Regions from separate parts of the Homo sapiens genome. Here region 1 is linked to region 2. Evidence: chromatin contacts called from ENCODE POLR2A ChIA-PET data. All regions are on one chromosome and are shown on one strand. The core of a region is the stretch at or near the end of the contact, and the rest is flanking DNA. Distances in the headings are between cores, read along the strand shown.

The links. ChIA-PET counts read pairs that join two places held with the same protein, here RNA polymerase II (POLR2A).
Region 1: POLR2A ChIA-PET joins it to region 2 with 18 read pairs in activated CD4-positive, alpha-beta T cell. The contact joins two enhancer-like sites. POLR2A ChIA-PET finds 5 or more read pairs at or near these places in 2 of 52 experiments (activated CD4-positive, alpha-beta T cell and activated T-cell).

The regions. Positions count from the first base shown.
Region 1 is chr5:96,092,052-96,099,112 of GRCh38, forward strand. The region is part of intron 1 of LOC101929710 (a long non-coding RNA gene); the gene reads left to right. It also overlaps a transcript of CAST not described here. Among named protein-coding and RNA genes, the nearest start is that of MIR583, 16 kb to the left of the region's middle. Within about 2 kb of position 3,026, at least 5 of the 41 ENCODE cell types and tissues checked have a DNase peak (open chromatin) inside an H3K27ac peak, as active enhancers do.
Region 2 is chr5:95,817,156-95,820,903 of GRCh38, forward strand. All of the region lies in intron 1 of GLRX (glutaredoxin), which reads right to left. Among named protein-coding and RNA genes, the nearest start is that of GLRX, 3.7 kb to the right of the region's middle. Within about 2 kb of position 1,601, at least 20 of the 41 ENCODE cell types and tissues checked have a DNase peak (open chromatin) inside an H3K27ac peak, as active enhancers do.

The DNA of each region.
Region 1 (7,061 bases), core at 1,776-4,275, 280 kb after region 2:
GAAATCCCCAAAGCAGAATCACACTGTGACTAATTTTGTGACACACTTACCATTCTCATTTGACTGACATCCTTTGAAGACACCCCTTTGACATCATTTCCTTCTTGTCTACTCCTCTCCCTTAGAAAACTCTCCTGCATATATGTATTGCTTTATAAATTATCTTTCACAGGTACCTTATTATAACTTGCTTTCTGTTTTTTATTCTTTCAAAGCGATGCTCTTATCCTCAAGACCACTGGAAAATAAAAAGAAATAAAAAAATTCTCAGGAATTTATGGCAGATTTTGTTAGTATTTCTTACTGCTTAAAATATACATTTGACTAGAAAGCAGGAAAAACATTTGCTCTTTCAGGATTTATGTATAAAATTCTCTTGGGTCTCTAACATGGCATTCAATATACATCCTCAACTCTTCCCCTTCCAAACTTGAGTTAGGCTTAGGTTTTCATGTAGCTTCATCGTGTAGCTTCATGACACCCAAATTTAAGATGGGCCATTACTGAGTTGGTTTAAAATATACATGATAACTTTCAAAGAGTGAAAATTAACCCATTGTCTCTTTTGTATTTGACCTAGAAGATTACTATAACATACTATCTCATAAAGGGGAATAATTTGAGGCCAACTTTCCTAACTAATATTGTGATTATAAAGGGAAGACCCTGAAGCTTTTCTATTTCCGGAAGAAAAACCTCTTAAATTCTACTTTTCAGACATGATCAAACCAGGCTCTAATGCCACATTGGCAGCTTTAGAATCATAGAAAGAGCTGAAAGAGACCATAGTGTCACCCAGTCCAACCCCTTCATTTTGGAGAGACACCGTGTAGCTTAACTAGGATCACAGAGCTATTTAGCGGCAGAGTGGGGCCTAGAATCCAGATCTCCTTAATCATTGTTCGGCGATTTTTCCAATTCACCCAATGCCTTTTCTCCTACAGTCAAGATTTAGAGGTTTTATTGACACATATTCAGATATTGTTATTCTTAATTTAAAAAATTTAAAGATTGATGTGTGAAGATTGATATCATTGAGAAAATTCTATAGGCAGTGCTGGGGGTTGTGTTACATTTCTCAAATTAAAATAAAAAAAATGAGGGACCAAACTAGATGTGTTTGGGATCATATTTGGCATGAGGATCAGCATTCGGTGACCCAATTCTTTATTTAGTTATGGAGACAAGTCTAGGGCATATATGAAACAGGTGAACAATATACAGCTGTTTTGTTAAGTGATACAGTACATGGTACAGAGAAAATGTTTATTGAGCAGTGCAGGAGGAAGAAAAGGTTAAATCTAGGTCCTGAAGAATGAGTATGGCTTTGTGTGCATTTGGAGAAGCAGGGCATTCCACTAAGAGCCAGCAGCAGCTGTTAAGTAGTGAAGGGACAATGGGCAGGGTGGAGCATGTCTTGCGTGTTCATGGGTGCCTGGCGAGGAAGCCAGTCTGACTGGAAAATAAGCCCAGCTGGTAGGGTGCTGTAAGATTATGCAGGACCTTAGAAGTGTGATAAAAGAGGTCAGACTTAGAGACCACAGGGAGCTGCACCTTGCATTTTGAGCTACAGCGTATCTTAACAGAGGCCTGTTTGATACTGTCACTTGGACAGTGTTTGGCAGTATGGGTTTGAAGGGTCTGGAAAACTACTTATGAGGCCCATGGGTATCTAGGCAGGAGATGGTAAAATGAGAGAGATAAGTACAGATAGAAAAGAAGAAGAAACTATGAATATATTTCAAAGGGAAAATCACTAGGGTAATTGTTTAGATTTGGTAGATTGAGAGAAGAAACTATTCAAAGTCCTAGGCTTTTTGCCTGGCTGACCAAGCTCAAAGAAGTTTGTGTCCTGAACTCCATTCCCTGCAAAGATTAGAGTTTGAGCTGATTGCTCTACTAGAACCTATTCCTGGTTGGCAATCTTCCTGTCCTCATGTTTCAGATTACAGAGCCCTTGTCTTAAAGGCATGCCTTATTTCCCTCAAGGAAAAACTATTTGTAAGGAAGTTAGTTGGTTACTTGCACCTACTGTCTGATTATTGACTTTGCCACTTAGTTATCTTGTTGTTAAATACACAGAAAAAGATCCCTGGAGCCCATTAGTCTCCACAGGTGGAAACGTATTTAATCTTTGGGAGAAAACCAAATTACTTACCTAGAATGTTTGTTCTCTGACTAATAATGTAGTCATGTTGATCCACCCCTTATGCCCAGTGAATTTCCAAAGATTTGGCATTGAGAGAGTGGCATTAGAAATTGTTTAACTCATATATATGACTAAGGGAGCCAGTAATACTCACTAGGAGACTGATGAAATTTAAGAAGATTCTAGGGCACAAAGGACTGCAAATCTTTTACAGTAGGGTGACCTTTTTTTTTTTTTCCTTTCTGGTCCAAGGGACATTTGATTCCATTACTGCCATATCTCCTTCTCCTGATATAGGCTGAAAATAAGATACACTTAGAAGAGAGCTGTGCTGCGAGTCTTTCTAATGCCAGCAAACATTTATGTAGTGAAATATTTAATACTTTCAGTGATCTTATGAGGTAGATAGAATTATCATTCCCATTTTACTGATAAAGATATGGAGAAAAGTTGAGAGAGGTGAAGTGAGCTGGGTGTTGAACGCTAGCTGTTTGACTTTAAATCATGACTTTTCCTCACTCTACTGTGAAGAGCTTGGGCAAGAAGTCAGGCTCAGCAAACCTGCCAACTTGTTTACATGTTTTATTTTTAAATTACGTGACATTGGTTCTCTACGGTTTGGACTTGTGTATTACAACAAGCAATACAGAGGCTTGCATATTACTCTCCATTGGCTGTTAGCTCTTGTGAAGTAATTAGGCTACAAAAGTCTTCCTTATAGTTATTTAAATCATCCAGCAAACCCAAATTCTTGTTTTGCTTCTTACAATGGCCTGCTTGCCTTGAAAAAAATGAGTATTCCATTTCTCTTACTATATTTAGCTGCCTGGAATGGTAACTTCTTCTTGCTTTTTGGGACTTTGGCTCAGAGCCAAGGTCATTGTGCAAGAAAAGGGTGAAATGGTTGGATTTAGGCTGTATCTTGTGTCAGTCATTTTTGCAAATGCAGCATTTTGACCAAAATGCAGCCACATGGCTCTAGGAAATGCTGGTTTGCAAACACACTTGGTGTGGTTTGCTGTTTTGTTTTTTCTCCCCCAATTAAGGTTTCTTGATCAGCTTGTCTTTAGAACACTTGTAAAAGTGTTCTAAGGTAGAATTCTGGCCAGGTGTAGTGGCTCACCTATAATCCCAGCACTTTAGGAGGCCCAGGTGAGAGGATCGCTGGAGGCCAGCCTGGGTGACATAGAGACACCCCTGTTTCTATAAGAAAAAAAAAACAATTAGCCAGGTGCCTGTATTCCCAGCTACTTGGGAGGCTGAGGCAAGAGGATCATTTGCACTCAAGAGTTCCAGGCTGCAGTGAGCTATTATTGTGCCATTGCACTCCAGCCTGGGCAACAGAGACTCTGTTTCAAAAAAAAAAAAAAAAAAAAAAAAAAAAAAAGACCTATTATATGAAAGGGTGATACATTCTCTACTTTAACCTGTGGCAAATCATCAACAATACTCCTCATTTTAAGTTTGAAGAAGATATGCTAGGCACCAAAAAGAAATTGCATCTGAATATGATAGAATCATCACATTCCTTGACCAGAAGAGACCTTGGTTCTTTCTTCCTTGTCCCTATCTTCTTGACAAAGACCCACTGAAAACATCTTCAGAAAAGACATAACATTAAAAAAAAATCCTTAAAGAGAGCCCAACTTTTCCTTATTATTAATTCTAGTGTTTAGCAACTTAGATTGTATTTAAATAACAGAAAAAAGCAGTTGTTGACAAGGTTGATCCAACTCTGTAACCATATTCCTCTTTGTTTTGGCCAAAATATAGCCAGTTTAATTGATTTTGTAGACATCAGCTATTCAGATGGAAGAAGATACCAGAATGGGTTATGTGGTACTCAGGCCACAGTGAAAGACCTAACCTCATTATCAGTAACTTCATCCTTTACCTAATCTCAATCATGGAAGGTGTGATTCAAGTAAACTTCCTCTGAAGCTGCCCTAAAAGGAGGTAGAAATAGCTTTTTGCCATTTACTGTGCAGGGAACCTCCATGTATACTGGAAGATAAGGACAAGAAACTTTGGATCTTTAGAATAAATCATCAGAGGCTCCTTTGCTGCTCAAGTCATTCAAATGACCTAAAGTTGTTCATTAAATGAAATAATGCTTGTAAACAATTGAGGACAAAGCCCTACAGTCCTAAGGGCTTAGTAAAAGTTAACTGTTATTCTTATTTAGAGAGACTGGTCCCAGAGCTTTAACATCAGCCCTCCACTGTCTCAATCCCTGCCACACAGAAAAGGACAAAGGAAGGTGATAGAACAAGACCCAGGGAAAGGGAGGGGAACAAAGCCATTGGCCTAACCATTCCTGCTGAACAACTGTCATTACTTTAGGGAAGAGGAATTCTTAGTCACTACCCAAACCTCTCTGTGTGATAGCTGCAATCTTGTTTCCATTTTATTTAGCCATTTAGTAAGCTATTTCCTATATATCCACAGTTGACTGCATCATTCTCAAATCCTCTTGTTTGAAGGCCCAGTTTAAGACCCTTTCCATTACCGTCTGCAGCAGAAGTGTCTGACTCCAGATGGCCTCTACCATCTGAATGAAGGGCTAGTTTTGGTTGGGTCCAGCAGATCCCTAAAGTACTTGATCACATGAAATGAAGTGACAACCCCACACTAGTGATCTAAACAGGGCAGTGGCATTGTCTCTGTCAGAGCTGGTGAAAGATGCTACTCTTGGAAAAAATTCTTGCCAATAGACTCCTGTTGGCAGTCTTTTGCATTTATTCATGCATATGAGTCATAAAGATCATCGAAATTCTCCAGGGTCCTTTTAAAAAAATATAATTTCCTTTGCACTGCCACCTGATATTTTGATTAAGTTTGACGTAGGACCCAGGAATATGTCTTAAAAGCTTTGTAGGTGATTCTAGGAGACTTTGATCTAAATAATTGAGCCTTTCCAAAGAAATGATTTCCAAAGAAATGATTTATCCTAAGTGAATGGGGAAGCTCTTTGAGCTTTCATAGTTTGCTCACTATGAGCTTTGGAGCTTTGGAGGGCTCTGATTTAGTTATAATATTAGCCTTTTTGAATTAGTTGTGTCTGCTGTGGAGTTCATGAGCCACACCCAGTTCTTAATTGGGATTTCAAGGTAGGATGAGCTCAAAGTCTTTTTTTTTTTTTTTTAACTTTTACTTTAAGTTCAGAGGTACAAGTGCAGGTTTGTTATATAGGTAAACTTGTGCCATGGGGTTTGTTGTACAGATTATTTCATCACCCAGGTATTAAACCTAGTTCCCATTAGTTATTTTTCCTGATTCTTTCCCTCCTCCCCACTCTGAAGGCCACAGTGTGTTGTTCCCCTCTATATGTCCATGTATCCTCATCATTTAGCTCCTACTTACAAGTGACAACATGTGGTATTTGGTTTTCTGTTCCTGTGTTAGTTTGCTAAGGGTAATGGCCTCCAGCTCCATCCATGTCCCTGCACAGGGCATCATCTCATTCTTTTTTATGGCTGCATAGTATTCCATGGTGTATATGTACCACATTTTGTTTATCTAGTCTATCATTGATGGGCATTTAGGTTGATTCCATGTTTTTGCTCTTGCAAATAGTGTTGCAATGAACATATGCATGCATGCATCTTTATAATAGAATGATTTATATTCCTCTGGGTATATACTCAGTAATGGGATTGCTGGGCCAAATGGTATTTCTGTCTTTAGTCTTTAAGGAATCACCACACTGTCTTCCATAATGGTTGAACTAATTTACACTCCCACCAACAGTGAGTAAGTATTCATTTTTCTCTACAACCTTACCATCATCTGTTATTTTTTGACTTTTTAACAATAGCCATTCTGACTGGTGTGAGATGGTATCTCCTTGTGGTTTTGATTTGCATTTCTCTAATGATCAGTAATTTGAGCTTTTTCATGTAATTGTTGGGCACATGTATGTCTTCTTTAGAGAAGTGTCTGTTCATGTCCTTTGCCCACTTTTTAATGGGGTTTGTTTTTTCTTGTAAATTTGTTTAAGTTCCTTATAGATGCTAGATATTAGACCTTTGTCAGATGCATAGTTTGCAAATATTTTCTCCCATTCTGTAGGTTGTCTTTTTACTCTGTTGATAGTTTCTTTTGTGCAGAAGCTCTTTAATTTAATTGGATCCCATTTGTCTATTTTTGTTTTTGTTGCAATTGCTTTTAGTGTCTTTTATCATGAAATCTTTGCCCGTGCCTATGTCCTGAATGGTATTGCCAAGGTTGTCTTCTGGGATTTTCATAGTTTTTGGTTTTACATTGAAGTCTTTAATCCATCTTGAGTTAATTTTTGTATGTGGTGTAAGGAAGGGGTCCAGTTTCAATCTTCTGCATATGGCTAGTCAGTTTTCCCAGCGCTATTTATTGGATAGGGAATCCTTTCACCATTGCTTGTTTCTGTCAAGTTTGTCAAAGATCAGATGGTTGTAGGTGTGTGGTCTTATTTCTGGGTTCTCTATTCTGCTCCACTGGTCTAGGTAACTGTTTTTGTACCAGTACCATGCTTTTTTGGTTACTGTAGCCCTGTAGTATAGTTTGAAGTTGGGTAGTGTGATGCCTCCAGCTTTGTTCCTTTTGCTTAGGATTGCCTTGGCTATTCCAGTTCTTTTTTGGTTCCATATGAATTTTTAAGTGTTTTTGATATTTCTGTGAAGAATGGTCAATTGTAGTTTAATAGGAATAGTGTTGGATCTATAAATTGCTTTGGGCAGTATGGCCATTTTCACGATATTGATTTTTCCTATCCATGAGCATGGAATGTTTTGGCATTTGCTTCTTTCATCTCTGATTTGTTTGAGCAGTGGTTTGTAGTTCTCCTTGTAGAGATCTTTCACCTCCCTAGTGAGCTGTATTCCTAGGTATTTTATTCTTTTTGTGGCAATTGTGAATGAGACTTAGTTCCTGATTT
Region 2 (3,748 bases), core at 351-2,850:
GTAATCCTACTACTTTTGTGAGGCTGAGGTGGGAGGGTCGCTTGAGCCCAGGAGTTCAAGACTAGCCTAGGTAACATCGTGAGACCCCGTCTCTACAAAAAATACAAAAATTAGCCAGGCATGGCGGTGCATGCCTGTAGTCCCAGCTACTCAGGAGGCTGAAGTGGAAGGATTGCTTTGGCCCGGGAGGTCGAGGCTGCAGTAAGCTGTGATGGTGCCATTGCACTCACACCTGGACGACAGAGCAAAACAAAGAAAGCAAAACAAAGCAACACAAGTGAGCTCTGTCCTCAACCAGGGGGGTGTAGTGGTGTTTGAGTCTCCTTTAATCGCTGGTCCATCATAAGATGGTTAACTCACCCCGGATGAGGGTGCGTCACCCACGCCAAGCCACAGTCATGACACCTGCTGAATAGGCTCCTCTCTAGTTACACACTTCCTCCCTGCTGCTAGGAGCAGACACATTCCAGAATTCCAGAGGGCTTTTAGAATCGCGAGGGAGGAGGAAATACCCTCAACGTGGCTGAATTTATAGGCCAGGAGTGTTCCACCAAGGCTGCCTGGCAGTGAAGAAAAAAGCCCCATGGAGGTCACCGCGTCATCAGAGCCAGCGGGCCTCTCCCCGAGTACCAGGAACGCACTGGAGGGGAGGGAGAGGTGGAGGCAGAAAGCAATGAGACTATTTTTCAAAGCTTTGGGCTTTCCTCAGAAAGCATAATAATTGGAGCAAATTGTCCAAAAAGTGAGAAAGGTGAGAAAAGGGGCTTCATTATTGTGGATAAGTTCTTACAGCACTTTTATTAAAAAGGGGGTCTGGGTGAAGGTAGGCATTAAAAATAAAGTCTAAAAATTAAAAACAAATCTTGCACATTTCCATGGCTATTCCCTGTGCTCTCACAGGATAACTGAGGCTTTGAAAACCCACAGCCCTGGAGCTGCCCCCCAGCCTCCTGAGATGACCCTGAAATGTGACCAGGCTGCTCCCAGCGTGGAGTTTTGTGCTCAGTGTCTGGCAAAGAAGCGAAAGGCTCCTTTACCCTCACACCCATCCTCTAGTCTGGACAACTGCAAAACTGCCATAAATCGTATCAGTGAATGGTACCCCTAACGGGAGCTGAATGGCAGGCTGTACAGACGGCACGGGGGTGCTGTGGCAGTGAAACCAAAGCAAGAAGTACTGTTGATAAAGTTGAGCAAAGAAGAGGAAATACCCTGTGCTGCTTCCCCTCCTGTCCCTTCCCGTCCCAGCCTCCTCTTTAGAGGAACTTGAGAGTCCGCTACTGTCAAGGAGAGGAAAGAACTGCCACCCCAAAACGAGTTTGGTAATCCTGTGGTTCTTATTCTCCTGCACTAGGTTTCCCCAGCCTCAGCCAGGCAACATCTCCTGTACGCTAGCTAGGGTTACACAAATGCAACTACTCAAAAGCAATTTCTCAACACTCCTCGGCTACCTCCCTGGTATAAGCCACCTTCATCTGTCACCTGAATAACTACTATAGCCTCCCAATGTCTCCCAGCTTCAACCTTCACCTTTGCCCTACTGTCTCTTCTCCCCACAGCTGCCAGAGTGGCCCTTTCAAAATGGGGTCAGATCAAGTGACTCGTCTGCTCAGCACCCACCAGGGGCATCTCATCTCACACCGAGTACCAGTCACAGTTCTTCCAAGCTCCTATTAGCTCTCAGACCTCACCTCCACTAACTCTCCTACTGGCTCACAGTGCTGCAACTATACTGGCTTCCTTACTATTCCACAAACCTGCCAGGCAAACGTCTACCCCAGGACCTTTGCATTCACTCTACCTGTAAATTGTGTACACCCATCTCCCTCAGCTCCTATAGATATCTGCTCGAATGTTCCCTTCTCAGTGAGACCCAATGGCTCCATTTAAAACTGGACCCTGATGCTTCCTCCCTACCTTTCCTACTTTTCCTCATAGCACGTGCCACTTACCAACTCCCAACATACTGTTTTATTACTGTATTTGTTTGTCTCCCCCACTAGAATATAGGTTCAACAAAGGCAGAAGGGTTTTTTTCATGGCAGAAAAGGCAGAATTTTTTCCCCAATGTACATAAAAGTGTCTGGTACATAGTAGGTGCTTAAAAATATTTGTTGCATCCAGTAAAATCATCATTCAAATGCGAAGGAGAAATACTTTCTAAGGTAAACAAAACTTGAGGGAATGTGTTACCAATGGAATCACCTTGCAAGAAATGCCCAAAGAAGTTCTTCAGAGAGAAGGGAAATGATATAGTTCAGAAACTCAGATCTATGTAAAGAAAAGTGCATTAGAGGAGAAATAAATGAAGGCACTAATTTAGGAGCTGTGACTATAGCAAAACAAAAACAGGTTTTACCAAGTACATGGCTTGATTGAAGCCACTAACTTTCCATAATCATGTCCTGCTGATTACCTACTAGATACAGCTACTTTATAGAATAATTAAGACTGCAGGATCAGGCCGGGCGCCGTGGCTCACGCCTGTAATCCCAGCACTTTGGGAGGCTGAGGCGGGTGGATCACGAGGTCAGGAGATTGAGACCATCCTGGCTAACACAGTGAAAACCCGTCTCTACTAAACATACAAAAAATTAGCCAGGCATGGTGGCAGACGCCTGTAGTCCCAGCTACTCGAGAGGCTGAGACAGGAGAATAGCGTGAACCCGGGAGGTGGAGCTTGCAGTGAGCTGAGATTGCGCCATTGCACTCCAGCCTGGGCACAGAGGGAGACTCCGTCTCAAAAAAAAAAAAAAAAAAAAAAAAACCCTCGGGAGCTTTCAGACCCTTTGAATACAAACACTTCCCTGTTGGGGATCAAACATGCAGCTTTAAAAGGCTTGTTCTTCCCCTAGGAGGAATGCACTCAGAATTCAAGAATCTGTGAAAAACATTTTTCTAAAAATGAAAAACAGGCTTGTTGAGGTGGATCACATCTGTAATCCCAGCACTCTGGGAAGCTGAGGTGGGAGGATAGCTTGAGGCCAGGAGTTCAAGACCAGCCTGGGTAACATAACAAGACCCCCATCTGTACAAAAACTTAAAAAATTAGCTGGGTATGATGGCTCATGCCTGTAGTCCCAGCCACGGGAGGCTGAGGTGGGAGGGTCACTTAAGCCCAGGAGTTCGAGGCTGCAGTCAGCTATCATTGCACCACTGCACTCTAGCCTGGGTGACAGAGCAAGACTCTGTCTCTTAAAAAAAAAAAAAAAAAAAAAAACCTTAAAAGATTACTACAAGAAATATTGTTGTTCTACAAAGAAATGAAAAAGCAATTGTTGACCAGGTGTGGTAGCTCACACCTGCACTTTGGGAGGCTGAGGTGGGTGGATCACCTGAGGTCAGGAGTTCGAGACCAGGTTGGCCAGCATGGTGAAACCCCATCTCTAATAAAAATACAAAAATTAGCTAGGTGTGGTGGCAGGTGCCCGTAATTCCAGCTACTTGATTGCTTGAACCTGGGCGGTGGAGGTTGCAGTAAGCCAAAATCACACCACTGCACTCCAGCCTGGGCGACAAGAGCGAAATTCCATCTCAAAAAAAAAAAAAAAGCAATTGTTAAATGAACACATGAAGAGGTTTGCTTTACCTCCTGGAAAATAGATGCTGTTGGGCTGAGAACAATAATCCCAATTGTGTTGCACATTGGAATCCCCAAGGGATTTTTCCAAATAAAAATCCCAGGTGTGGTGGCTCACCCGTTTAATCCCAGCACTTTGGGAGGCCGAGGTAGGTGGATCGCCTGAGG